2 separate regions of the Homo sapiens genome follow, and region 2 is linked to region 1. A link is a loop called in an ENCODE intact Hi-C map of the cell type or tissue named here. Cell type or tissue: PC-9. All regions are shown on one strand. Each heading gives the region's core, and the rest is flanking DNA. Links, peaks and the distances in the headings are about the cores only. Region 1 overlaps TGFA (transforming growth factor alpha). Region 2 has its middle 40 kb from the start of FAM136A.

What was found. A loop is a pair of places that touch in the nucleus more often than their neighbours do. Peaks named below come from ENCODE experiments on the same cell type or tissue, not always from the same donor. Only the 100,000 strongest peaks of a DNase experiment are listed, where the experiment ranks them.
Region 2: a loop joins it to region 1, with 4 times the contacts of the local background. A loop is called at or near these places in 7 of 110 quality-filtered maps.

Annotation. Positions count from the first base shown.
Region 1 is chr2:70,483,152-70,485,651 of GRCh38, reverse strand. All of the region lies in intron 2 of TGFA (transforming growth factor alpha), which reads left to right. Among named protein-coding and RNA genes, the nearest start is that of TGFA-IT1, 2.8 kb to the right of the region's middle. In PC-9, for the core only: no CTCF peak of the experiment used is centred there; a DNase peak (open chromatin) is centred at 1,361; H3K27ac peaks cover 2,490 bases.
Region 2 is chr2:70,336,371-70,347,935 of GRCh38, reverse strand. It overlaps the pseudogene BRD7P6. Among named protein-coding and RNA genes, the nearest start is that of FAM136A, 40 kb to the right of the region's middle. In PC-9, for the core only: a CTCF peak has its summit at 6,573 (motif pointing left); a DNase peak (open chromatin) is centred at 6,555.

The DNA of each region.
Region 1 (2,500 bases), core at 1-2,500:
AAAATGGTCAAGCCAGATGCTATGGGAAGGGTAGCAGGGATGGTTTGAAAACTAAGCAGTGCTCGGTTCCTTTGGATTGATTCTCAGTCTTCAGAGGTGATCCTGGATTTATTTTCTAATTTCATAAAACACTAAAAGGGACTGTGCCAGCACTTTGGGAGGCCGAGGCAGGTGGATCATGAGGTCAGGAGTTCGAGACCAGCCTGGCCAACATGGTGAAACCCCATCTCTACTAAAAATACAAAAATTAGCCAGGCACGGTGGCGGGCACCTGTAATCCCAGCTACTCGGGAGGCTGAGGCAGAAGAATCACTTGAACCCAGGAGGCGGGGGTTGCAGTGAGCCAGATCGTGCCACTGCACTCTAGCCTGGGTGACAGGGCAAGAGTCTGTCTCAAAAAGAAAGGGGGGGGATGACTGTGAAGGTAGGCGTATCAATTTAGGAAGGGTGAGCTTGAGAGAAGAAGGAAGAGCGGTAAGGCTACAGAACACAGTATTGCTATAAACAAGACTTACCACCTTGGGTAACTACAGATTTATAGCTCACTTTGGGGGCAGTGAATAGATGAAACTTGGCATTTTAATTCAGTTTCTGCCTGTGGGCTTGTTGAGGAAATGTTTTTGGAAAACTGAAGCGAATCAATGGTTGCAGTGAGTTGAATGGGTGATTCCATGATCCTGTGGGCACTGGAGAATTGGTGACAAGGAATAGCATTATAAGAAGTCAGTTGAAGAACAGATCTTGTTCCGAATACATCAACTAGGGTTCTTTGGTTGCAACAATCAATTCCAACTAACTTGAACAAAAGCAACTTTGTTGGAAGGCTGTTGGGAGCACACAGAATCTGTGGGAAAGCTGGAGAATCACCCTTAGAACAGAACAGTAACCCAGATGACTCCAGGAAGCCAGGAATCAGGAATGGCAGATTCTATCTCAGAACAGAAACTCTGCTCAACATGCCACAGTTATAATGCATGAATTCCATCAGCATTATCTTTTTGTCTTTCTTATCAAGATTCATATTTGAGGTAAAGAGGATGGAAGGGTGGGTAGCACATCTGAACATGGTGATAAGCCAATGTAAACCTGTAGGGGAAGAGGTAATTCCCTAAAAGAAAACCTGAGTGCTGTTATGAAGTAAAGAAATGTTTGCCAGGCAGCCCCAAATAAACAAATAGGCTCAATAATGACATGGACAGTTGCTTCAAGAAAAAATAATCGGGATATCAAAAGTTAAATCATCATAGATCAATTCTGTAGATAGATGGTTGATCTAAGAAATTAATATTGTCTGGATCTTGATGACAAAGTAGTCATAAGGATAGAATGTGGTTTGGCAACAAACTTCAGATGGGTATATTTTCTGGAAATCTCAGCATGCTGCAAATTGAACACCTGAAGAATTCTTTACATACTTGTTGGTTATGTATTACTCAGAAGATAAAGAAGACAACAGGGACACCTGCTTCTGTGAATGCAGTCTTGATCAGAAAGGATAACAGGTTGATATCTATATGTGCTATAGAAGTGAGAGAAGGAAACACTAGGTAGAGTTCAATTTCAGGCAATCAGAGTGTCCAAAAATTCAGGGTAAAACCACATGTGATCCCACAAGCATGATTCTACAAGGGAATAAGGCCAGGCCAGTTGAGAGGCTCATAGAGTTCTGAGTTTGTAGTCAAAGGGTTCATGAGAAAGTAAAGGGGAGAGAGACTGTAAGGAACCCAAATGTGGCTGCAGAAGGAATTCTCTGATACATCATCTAGTAAGTTATGCAAGAACATCAAAAGAAGGATGTGTCCCAAGAGGTGACAAAGAATAGAATGGAAGAGCACTTTGTTGAGGGAACAAGCACGTTAGTGCCTCCTAGGTGGCAGGTGTTTATGAGAATGTCAGGAAAACTGAAGGACAGAAAGAACTAGAGTTGTGGCTATTGGCCACAAACCAATGGTTTTCTGAGGCTATCTTTGGGAGCAGACAGGTAAAAAAAGGAAGGAATAAGTCCATCTCTTGTGGCAGGTAGAAAAGGTTAGTGCAAAACCAGGAAAAGACTATTATTGACATAATTTTGCTTTTATATTTTCTGTCAAAAAGAATAAAACAAACATAGTAAATATGAAATAAAAGGTTGAGTGAGTATCCTAGTAAAAGACCCCTAATACCACAGATGAGTTTACTCATCACAGGTACAGATGAATTTTACTTCAATGTACTGAGAAACCTGTAGCAAAAATCACCCATCCCTGTTGGTGATTTTTAAGAAATAGCAGCAAATGTAAAAATTGCTCAGAGAATGGAAAAAGACAAATACATTTCTGACTTTAATGATGTAAAAATGCCTGAAGATTGTTTAGAATGTAGATTATAAAACTTGACACTCCCAGGAAAACATTAGACCAATTTATTACAGCAAATAAAGAATGAAAAGTCACAGCAGATTAACTTTACTTCTTTTTTAGTGTTGTAAGACTGATGAGGGAAATGCCACCAGCATAAGGCT
Region 2 (11,565 bases), core at 5,475-7,974, 140 kb after region 1:
CCCTTGACATTAGCCCAGTGAGATTGATTTTAGACTTCTGATCTTCAGAACTGTAAGATAATAAATTTGTGTTGTTTTAAACTACTAAATTTACAGTAATTTATTATAGCAGCAATACAGACTTCATCCCCAGCTCCCCTGCCCCCAGGTAACTGGAGAGGGTGATTTCCTGCTTCCTGCAGAGCACCACTCCCAACCCCACCCCTGGTCCTCACTGCAGGACTTGGTAGATGAACAGGGCTCTCTACTAACTTTCTTTCACATATAGATGCACCTTGATTTACAATGGGGTTACATCCTGATAAACCCACCATAAGTTGAAAGTACTAAAAATCCAAAATGCATTGAATATGCCTAACCTACTGAACATCAGAGCTTAGCCTAGTCTACCTTAAAAGTCCTCAGAACACTTACATTACTCTACAGTTGAGCAAATCATTGAACACAAAGCTTATTTTATAATAGTGTTAAATATCTCATGTAATTTATTGAATACTATACTGAAGTTGGAAAACAGAATGGTTGTGTTAAACTAAACTAAAACTTAAAGCCCTTGGCATAAGCATTCTAGGATTTACAGTAGCAGTGGAACTTAATCTTATGACTAATAATCTCAAACTTGAATCCCCTTCACACACATATAAATTCTTCAACATATTAGGTTTCTTCCCATTACAATACACCACATGATATCATATTCAAACCTCACTGCAACCAAAATATAACATCTCTTCTATTAGACTTAATTGCAATAGAAAAAACAATATCAACAAATGTAGCCCAATTCCAAAAACTCAAAGTACAGTTTCTGCTGAATGTGTATCACTTTTGTACCATCTAAAGTCAAAAAATCCTAAATCAAACAATCCTAAGTCAGGGACCATCCACACAGTCTTCAAGAGGTCCCTGGTACAGGCAGGGCTGCCTGTCTCTCTTCTCTGTTCCCATGCTGGGGCCTCCCTGGTTGTTCCCTGCCCTCCCTCAGGTGCTGTCAGTCCACAGAGAGAAGAGAAGCCATGTTCAGAGGCATGGCCAGGTTCTAACAAAAGGGGAAGCCAGTAGCAGTGCCCAGGCTCAAAACCTTCCTCTAAAATCTCATCAGCACCCCCTCACCACCACCCCACACAAGCCACCTCCTAAAACACTCGGTGCAAAACCCTGCAATTGCAGCTTCAAGACAAGTTCCCTAACTCTGTTCCACTCTCTTCCAGCTGGATTGCATCCCCTAAATCCAGTGATCCAGAAATTCTGGAGCCTCCACCAGGAAGAGAGAGCATAGGGTTGGATAACAGGGCAGGTCCCAGGCATTGTTTTGATTCTTGTTCTAAAGGGGCTTGGGCCCTCAGAACAAACTGGAAAACCCACCACCTTTTCATACCAGAGCATATCCCTGGTTTGCTTGAGAAGGACTCTCTAATGGCAGAGTTTTAGAGCCTCTAGGGGGAAAGGGTGAAGGTTGCATAATTGCTTACAAAACCTAGGCTAGGCACGGTGGCCCACACCTGTAATCTCAGCACTTTGGAAAGCAGAGGTGAGAGAATCGCTTGAGCTCAGGAGTTGGAGACCAGCCTGGTAACATAGTGAGACCCCGTCTCTACAAAAATTAAAAATTAGCCAGGCGTGGTCCCAGCTGCGCGGTAGGCTGAGGTGGAAGGATTGCTTGAGCCCAGGAGACCGAGGCTGCAGTGAGATGTGATTGTGCCACTTCACTCCACTCTGAGCAAGAGAGCAAGACCTTGTCTCAAACAGGTCTCTAAGGAGTTCTTAGAGAACCCAGCAACACCTGAGGGACCCTTAAGGTCTCCTACAGGTAGCCAAGACTCTTAAAACTAGGACTAGGGCACAAAGGACTCAAAGGAAGAGTCTGAACTGAAATGAGGACACACTTAGCATGATTGAAGAGAGTTTAATAAAGAGATCAGTCGCATGGTGGGAACCAGATTAAGGGCAACAATCCTGTGATTTATCCTGAAACTAGCAACAGTGGGGAGCTGTTGCTATCTCTAGACCTGAGGGGCAAGGGAGGGAGTGGACACACAGAGAGACCCATGGCCATGGGAGCGAGCTGTTTAAAGGGAGTCACAGCCTTCAGCAGAGAGAGGCAGCCATCGCCAGCCCAAGCCCTTAATGAGACACATTAAGCCTCAAGCACCTTTAACCGCTTTTGCACTTAAAGCAGAGGCCCATTGGTGAAGCAAAGGAGAAATCACAGAGTGGCCCTCTGCTTCTTACTCTCATTCCTTGGCCCTAGAGTTGGGTACTTCTTACAGCCAGGGGACCTGCAGGCTCCTGTTCATTGCCCCCATAGCAGGAAGACAAGGGAGAGCTGGGTTGGATCTTACCTTGGTGGTCCTGGGCCAGATGAAGGATGCCACCTAAACCTCTCTCACACCACCACCCACGTGCACACATACACTTGTACATCTCTATGCATATGTATTAAGAGCTATCAAGGGGCCGGGCATGGTGGCTCACGTCTGTAATCCCAGCACTTTGGGAGGCCAAGGTGGGCAGATCACCTGAGGTTGGGAGTTCAAAACCAGCCTGACCAACATGCAGAAGCCCTGTCTCTACTAAAAATACAAAAAATTAGCCGGGCATGGTGGTGCATGCCTGTAATCCCAACTACTCGGGAGGCTGAGGCGGAGAATCACTTGAACCTTGGAGGCGGAGGTTGCGGTGAGCCGAGATCATGCCATTGTACTCCAGCCTGGGCAACAAGATCGAAACTCTGTCTCAAAAAAAAAAAAAAAAAAAAAAAAAGGCTGTAAGTACTCTGCAGTTGTTAGTTATTTTATTATCAGGGATGCTCTTGGTGGGGTAAATTGGTCTTTAAAATACAAAGAGATTTTGAAGGTCCTGAAAGCAACCTGGAGTGGAAGCGATGAGAAGAAGAAAAAGAGGAGGGCAAACAAGTAAAGAGAAGATCATAAGATGGCTTAAGATTGGAGTCCACTGTAATAAAACAACCAACAAGACATCTCTAGTGGTGGGATGTCAAAGGATTGTAAGAATACATTTAATTTGGAACTGCTGCGTTGTCATGATGTAAACTCCTCCTCTGCCCCAACCCCTAGTACCACAGTGAAGTCTGATCCACACACAACTTGCCTTGTTTGGCGGGAGTGTGGATCATGTGGAAAAAGGAAGAGATTGTACTGCACACATAGGAGAAGGCAGAGTTGGATGGAGACAGTCTTTAAACTGAGGAAGCAGAAGTTTAGAACCAGTGGAAACCATAAGCCTCTCTCCCACTATTTCTCCATCCACACCCTAGCCCACAGCCCTAAGAACCCACAGAAATGTTAGGGAGACCTCTGGATTTCCCATTTGTGAAATAGATGGCTCAAAGGAAGTTTATCTAATTCTTAAGGAATTAGGTGACCCTAACTGACACTTGGGCAACACTTCAATAGACTCAAAACAGGCTGAGACAAGGTTCTTGAATTTGCTTTATTCTGTTATTCAATGATTAGTCATTCATTCATTTATTCACTCATTCAGACATGCAGGCAGTCAATGAATCACATCTACAGAGGATTGGCCACAGGGAAGGCACTGAGCAGTAAGCACTGGAGATTCAACAGTGAACAAGTTCCTGTCCCCACCCTGAAGGCACTTCTGACTGATGAGTGACACAGGCAAGATGAGCACAGAGAGACAAGGAGGCACAGGACCCCGTGGTCATCCAGGCTCTAGGCAGTAGAAGTGGCACATTGGAGGGAAGTGGCAAGGAAGCCCTCCCTCTGGAAATGATTTGGCTGTGGCTGGCATCACCCAGGTCCCTCCAAATGCCTTCCTTTCAGCTGTACCCCAAGACCCATCTTGGCTACTTACAGTCCCCTTCCTCTAAGCAGCAAGTTCTTCTCCATCTCAGCTGCAGCCACTCTGACTTCTGGATTCTCCTCACTCCAGTCCAAGCAGTGAAGTAAGACAGTCTTCCCGGCTCCCTTTTTCTGTTACTTCTCAAAAAATAAAGTACCCAGGCATCTCAGTTTTAAGGATTTGACTGCTAATTACTATAAGGTCATAGGGGACATAAAAAGTGATAAAATGGGTCTGTGTTAGTTACAAAGATTCCAAAATCTTACCACATTCTTAAAGTCCTGATCTTGAGTCAGGAGTTCCTGACTTTCTCTGAGATAGTAAATGAAATGATGATGATGATAATAATAATAGGAGGGGCCAGGCGTGGTGTCTCATGCCTGTAATCCTAGCACTTTGGGAAGCTGAGGCGAGTGGATCACTTGAGTTCAAAACCAGCCTGGCCAACATGGTGAAACCCCATCTCTACCAAAAATATTAAAAATTAGATGGGTGTGGTGGCACGCACCTGTAATCCCAGCTACTCAGGAGGCTGAGGCAGGAGAATCACTTGAACCCAGGAGGCAGAGGTTGCAGTGAGCCGAGATTGTGCCACTGCACTCCAGCCTGGGCAACAGAGTAAGACTCCACCTCAAAAAAATAATAACAGCAGGTATTGGGTGTCTAGGATTTCCAGGTACTTTGCATTCCACAGATATACAAATTTAATAGAATTATCCCCTTTTTGCAGATGAAGAAACAAAGGCTTATACAAAGTGGCTTGTCCAGGGGTGCAAAGCTAGAAAGACATGGATGGTAGGGCCCTGCTATTTGCACTGCACCCCACTCCACGTGTATTCCTGAAGGCAGAGTTCACCACCTCCCCCTCCTCCCTTTGACTAGACCTTGGGCAAAGGTCTGAGGGACCCATTCCCCCATGCTAGCCCCTCTTCCCAGACTCAAAACAGAATCATGGTTGCTTTCCCTTGTTTCAAGTAGGCAACCAGCCTCATCAAGGGTCCCTGGGCTAGGCGATGCCAGGCTGCTCTGAGCTTCAGGACTGACCTGGATTCCTTACCTTCCTTTTCCTCACAAGCACATTCTTATGCTCAGGTAAGCAAGGAACTCACTCAACAAGGAAGAGGTTGGAGCCTGCAAATAAGGATGTTTTCTGTTTCACATACTGTTGTAAGGATAAAATCATTTTTGTGAAAACATGTGACACAGAGTAGGTACTAGATATGTGTGAGTTGATGCTAAACAGGCTTTTCACTCATCTCTAACAAACTCTTCTCAAGCCATCTACCCAATCCTCACTGCTCACTTGAACTAGCTCAGCAGACCACCCCCTCTCCCTAAATCTTCATCTCTTCCTGGTTTTATTAGTTCCCATCTCTCTCAGAAGGAACACCCACCTTACCCCTCTAAGGCTGACCCCTCCATCTGGATGCTGGACCCCATGCCTCACACCAGGCCGTATCAGTTATTCCTCTTTTTTTGTTCGCTTTTTTTTTTTTTTTTTTTTTTTTGAGACGGAGTCTCACTCTGTCTCCCAGGCTGGAGTGTAGTGGTGCGATCTCCTGTATTCAAGCAATTCAGCCTCCTGTGTTCAAGCAATTGTCATGCCTCAGCTTCCGAGTAGCTGGGATTACAGGCATGCGCCACCACACCCAGCTAATTTTTGTATGTTTAGTAGAGATGGGCTTTCGCCATGTTGGCCAGGCTGGTCTCAAACTCCTGGTCTCAAGTGATCCGCCGGCTTTGGCCTCCTGAAGTACTGGGATTACAGGCATGAGCCACCACGCCCAGCCCAGTTATTCCCTTTTAGTCTTTGGTTTCTCATTCCATCTCCTTTCCCTTGCCTATGTGCCAGCTTAGTCTCACCCAAGATTTAAAAAACAAAAACCTCATGACCCTTCCCTCTTCTCAAGTTATAGCCCTTCACTCCTCCCTCCCATCTCTACTGCACTCCCTAAATGCCCTGCCTACCTGGTTTCCTGCAAATGGCATCATAAAAGTCACCAGGGACCTCCTCATTGCCACATCTGATGGTTCCCTTTTTTCTTGATTTTGCAGCTGCACTTGACCCTGAGGGCCACTGCCTCCTAGAAACCATCCCAGCCCATGCCACCATCTCACTGGGTTTGCTCCTGCATCTCTGACCGTGCCTTCCCAGCCTCCTCTGCCACCTCTTTTTCTCTTTAAATGTGGAAGCCCCAGTTTTCTTTCCTTGGCCCCTTTCTCCTTATTTATCACTCTTCCTGGACAATCACATCCACTCATACATCTGCATCAGTCTTCCAAGTCATCATTGCCAGCACCCAAGCACCAGAAGTATGGAGCCAGCCATGCTTTGGTGGAAATTGTGGGTACTGTGAGGGTGCTAGGCTTGGTGCTATCCTTCCCAAAGCTCAGACTTCTGCCTGGTGACCCATGGACACTTTATTCTTAGCTGTCAAATTGATCCATGGGCAAGGACTTCTGCTAGGCACTGGGGAGAATGCACAGAGGCTTAAAGCCCTGCAAGCTGGTCACTAGCCCCCCTTCTCCTTTGCTGGGTTCCCCTCCCTTAGGACATCCACATGGCCACACCCCCCCATCACTGCCATCACAAGTTCTATGCAACAGAAGGAATGATCAATTCAAAAAGGATAAGCCGCCCCTTTGCCAACACCCAAATTCCTTATTCTGTCTCCCCAACACACTTCCCATCACTCCACCCCATTCCCCAGTCAAATGGATCCAGCGTCACATGACAACAGTGCCCTCTAGAGGAGTACTTTTCAAATTGCAGTGGTGCTCTCGATGTGGCTAATTCATTTTCCAAAGGTGACTCGTATGTCCCATCCCACCTGCTGTTCTTACAATGGGACTTTGACACTCCACCCATTATGAAGTAGAGTCTATGTTCCCTTCGCTGCATTGGAGTGGGCTTGTGATTCTGGAGAAAATGATGCTATATGACTTCCACTTGGAGCTCTGAGGCACCTTAATCAGTTCAACTGCCCTGAGGCTGCCATGCACAAGGAAGCCCACACTGAGACCACACGGGGATGCTACCTGGAGAGAGAGATAGCTAATTCAGTCTGTCACTTCCAGCCCCAGCTACTGACCACAGTCACATGAGACACCTAAATCAGAACGGCCCTACTGAGCCCTTCCCAAATTGCTGCCCCAAAGAAACCATGAAAGATACTGAAATAATTACTGTTGCTTTAGGTCATCATGTTGGAATGATTTGTTATGCAGCAATAGATAACTAGATCAGTGGGTCATGAAATCATTCAAGTGTGTCATGACCAGCATTGATTTTTAAGAATTAACTGGTAGAGAACAGAATAGAATGGAAAATGTAATAACAAAAGTTTTGTGGAGAAACTTTTTTCAATAAATGTGTGTGTTTGCATATGTGTATACTGGATCAAGTAATAAAATGTATTTGTTTCTGTGCATCATGTAAAGTTTTTAAAGTTTTAAGAAGCTAGATTATTGTTGCAATTCCAGAAACTACAAAAACCAAACTCCACTAGGATCATCTCAGTGAGTCAAAGAGGCTGGAAATTATAGTACCTTATAAGCAAGTTACAGGTGCACCCATTTAGCTTTGTCATCTAAAGCAGAGGAACAGAAATGCCTTCTGCTTGTGAGAACAAGAAGGGAGGCAACTCCTAGAAAAGCGGTGTTCTAGATGGTTCTTGGATACTTTTACTATAATACTTGGTGCCTTGATCCTCTCAGTAATTAATGGAATTTCTGAGACAGTTTGATGGTATGTTTCTCCATAAAACTCCTGCATCAGCATCACATGGGGGCTTGTAAAAACACAGATCCCTTGGCCACAGTTCAAACGTAAGGCAGGGGGCCCAAGACTCTGTATCTTAACCCAGCCCCCCAAAGGAATTATAAACGCACTAAAGTTTGAGATCTACTGAGTCATAGGGAGGATTGTATGAGTATTGAAACTTAGGGCTGGGCATGGTGGCTCACGCCCATAATCCCAGTGCTTTGGGAGAACATGGAAGGAGGATTACTTGAGCCAGGAGGTCAAGACCAGCCTGGGCAACATAGCGAGACCCCATCTCTTTAAAAAAAAATTTTAGGTTAACTGTCATGCAAAGGCCTGCACTCCAGCCTGGGTGACAGGAGACCCTGTCTTTAAAAAAAAAAAAAAAAAGTTAACTCATCCAAAGACCTAATTGGTCAGAATCCTGAGACATCTTCACTGCACCACGGATGTAACCGGAAATAGCCCTGATTGTCAAGAAAGCTCATCCAGGCCTCCTGTAAAGTAAAAAGCAAGGCTGGAAATGCCTTCATTTCTTTAAAAAGAGGTTGTATTTCTGAGGAGTGTGTGTGTGTGTGCATGCACATGTGTGTATGTCTGTGTCTGTGTCTGGCTGTATGTGTCTGTGTATCTGGGTATGTGTGTGGCTGTGGCAGAAGTCCTGAAAAGGTTCGTTAGACAAGGCGTTTCCTGATAAGCTCCAGGACAGGCCTATCTATTCAGAATACTTTAAGCCTTGTCATACCTGCATGTTTTTCTCGTTCACTCACTGCACACACAGGTACACACACATGCATGCTCAGACTTTACTTTGATTGGTAGGTAACTAAATTCCTACTAGATAAAGTCTCTGCCTCTTTCTTCTTTTTTCTTTCCCAGAATTACATCCATATTAGTATAAATTCACTGGCCTAAAAGAAACGTTAGAGATCCTAAAATTCAGTGCTTTCTTAAGAAATTTGACAAGAACACTTTGTTAAAATCATCATCATGCCTTGACAGAATGCTGGTAGGTCACTTGGATTCAATTAAGCAGACAAAATTGTCTCATAGGAGAGTTAAATGCTCAACAAGATGCAAAGTTTATTTACATGTTGTTTTATCTCATAATAAAGTGAAAATATTAGATTAAATCATTTTATTGCATTAAGAATGAAAAGCACAATTTATGACAAAAAAAGTGTAATAATTACAAGACAAGAGACCTAACATAGAGCAGTACCATCAACCCCACTATCAGTTGGTAATCAGTGCCTATCTCTGCCTAGCAAGCTCAACCTCATGTTTCCAGGCCTGGGTCACTGTTCCTTAAGGATAGTTTATTATGTAAAAAAATATACACACACAATATATATATGTCTTTCTATTTTATTACATGTTCTTCAATACATGTAAGAAAAAATACTGTCTGGATTGCTTTGAGAGTTTGGTTTTGGTTTTAGAATGTTTGAGTTGGTTTTAGGATGTTTAGGATCACTTCACAGATGAGAGATTTAGAAACACTGATTTAACCTCATCTTCAGTGGGGAAAACTGAAGCCAAGAAGGGGAAATAACCTGCCCAAGATGGTAAGTCATTCTTTGCTTCAGGTTTTCAGGAAGAAAACACTTAGAGAAGATTCACGGGCATGCTAAGTACCTGCTGGTCTCTGATCCCGAGGGGAGTCTGGGGCCCACGAGGGGCCAGTGGCTGCTGGGAGTCACAGGCAGAATCAGAAGAAATTCCTGGAATTTGTATATATATATATATATATTTTTTTTTTTCCTTTTTTGTAGAGATGGAGTCTCACTGTGTTAGCCAGGCTGGTCTCAAACTCCTGGCCTCAAGCAATCCTCTGGCCTCGGCCTCCCAAAGTGCTGGGACTACAGACATAAGCCACCATGCTGGAATTTTTAAGATGTTGAGTATTTAAAACAGAGATCACGGCCGGTTGCAGTGGCTCATGCCTGTAATCCCAACACTCTGGGAGGCCAAGGTGGGCAAATCATCTGAGGTCAGGAGTTCAAGACCAGCCTGGCCAACATGGCGAAACCCCATCTCTACTAAAAATAAAGAAGCTAGCCGGGCATGATGGTGTGTGCCTGTAGTCCCAGCTACTTGGGAGGCCAAGCCACGAGAATGGCTTGAACCCAGGAAGCAGAGGTTGCAGTGAGCAGAGATCGCACCACTGCACTCCAGCCTGAGTGACAGAGTGAGACCCTGTCTCAAAAAATAATAATAATAATTAAATTTTTAAAAACAGAGATCAGGTCCTTGGCCATTATTTAGAGATTTGATTATTAATATGCATAACCATCTAGGGAGTTTATAAATAACCTTCAGTCTAATTGGGTGGGCCTAAATTGCCTCAATGTGTCCTTAGTCCCAGCAAGCAATAGACTCAAAGTGTGGGCAGGCTCCCACTTGCTGTGACGAAGCTGGCAGAAGCCACAACAAAGTCAGATCCATTCAGCTCGACTAGGCATAGCTCCATTGAGCAAATATTTTAAAATATTTTCTTAGTTTGTTTTGGGGGTTTTTTGGTTATTGTTTTTGTTTTTTGAGACAGGGTCTTGCTCTGTCACCCAGCCTGGAGTGCAGAGGCACAATCACATCTCACTGCAGCCTTGACCTCCCTGGGATCAGCTGATCCTCCCGCCTCAGCCTTCCAAGTAGCTGAGACTACAAGCATGTGCCAATATGCCTGACTAATTTGGGGCAGGAGGGTTGGTGTGGTTGTTTTTTTGTTTGTCTGTTTGTTTGTTTGTTTTGTAGAGATGGGATTTCACCATGTTGCCCAGGCTGGTCTCAAACTCCTAGGCTCAAGCGATCCACCCGCCTCAGTCTCCCAAAGTGCAGGGCTTACAGGCGTTGAGCTACCATGCCTGGCCCAAAATATTTTTTAAATTAAAAAAATTCCAGGCTGGACACGGTGGCTCATGCCTGTAATCCCAGCACTTTGGGAGGCCAAGGCAGGTGAATCACCTGAGGTCAGGAGTCAAGACCATCCTGGCCAACATGGCGAAAACTGTCTCTACTAAAAATACAAAAATTAGCTAGGCACGGTGGCGCATGCCTGTAACCCCAGCTACTAGGGGGGTTGAGGCAGGAGGATCACTTGAACCTGGGAGATGGAGGCTGCAGTGAGCCGAGATCGTGCCACTGCAATCCAGCCTGGGCAACAGAGCGAGACTCGGTCTAAAAAAAAAAATTCCAGGAATAGCTTTAGTACTTCTGATTCTACCTGTGACTCCCATCAGCCCACTGGTCCCTCATGGGCGCCAAGCCACCCCGATTTCCCTGCACTAACACCAGGAAGCTGGTGAAAAGCTGGCACCCTGGTTATAACCTTACATACAGTGACCCCTGCTACTGGGACCTGGAGACACATGCAAAACTATGGTGCCAACTTCAGGTTCATTCATTCTCCCTGTGCCCAAGGGACTTGCCTAAGCCCTCACTCACCCACCAGCAAAGCCCACAGGTTGGCATTGGTTGGTTGTCAGATTCCAATTGTGGATTAGAAGGTGTGACACAGTAGAGAAGTCTAGAAAGCAAGGGATGGTTGGAAAGGCATGGTAGTGAGCACAGAAACCCAAAGGGACCCCCCCACCCCGCCCGCCACCAGCAGAGGGTGTAGTCTCCGATAGTGCAGCCTAGAGCAGGTATATTCAAACTTAAGGAATGTGTAGAATTTTTTTTTTTTTTTTTTTAGAAAGGGTCTTGCTTTATTGCCTAGGCTGGAGTGCAGAGGCACGATGATGGCTCACTGCAGCCTCAAACTCCCACACCCAAGCAATCCTCCTACCTCCTACCTCAGCAGCAGCCCCTTCAGCCTCCAGTAGCTGGGACTACAGGTGCATGCCACAATGCCTGGCTAATTTTTAAAAAATTTTTTGTAGAACCAGAGTCTCACAAATCTATATATTACCTATATTCCAATAACAGATTCCTTCTTAGACCCTTCAAAAAAAAAAGAACGATTCAGTATCATAAAG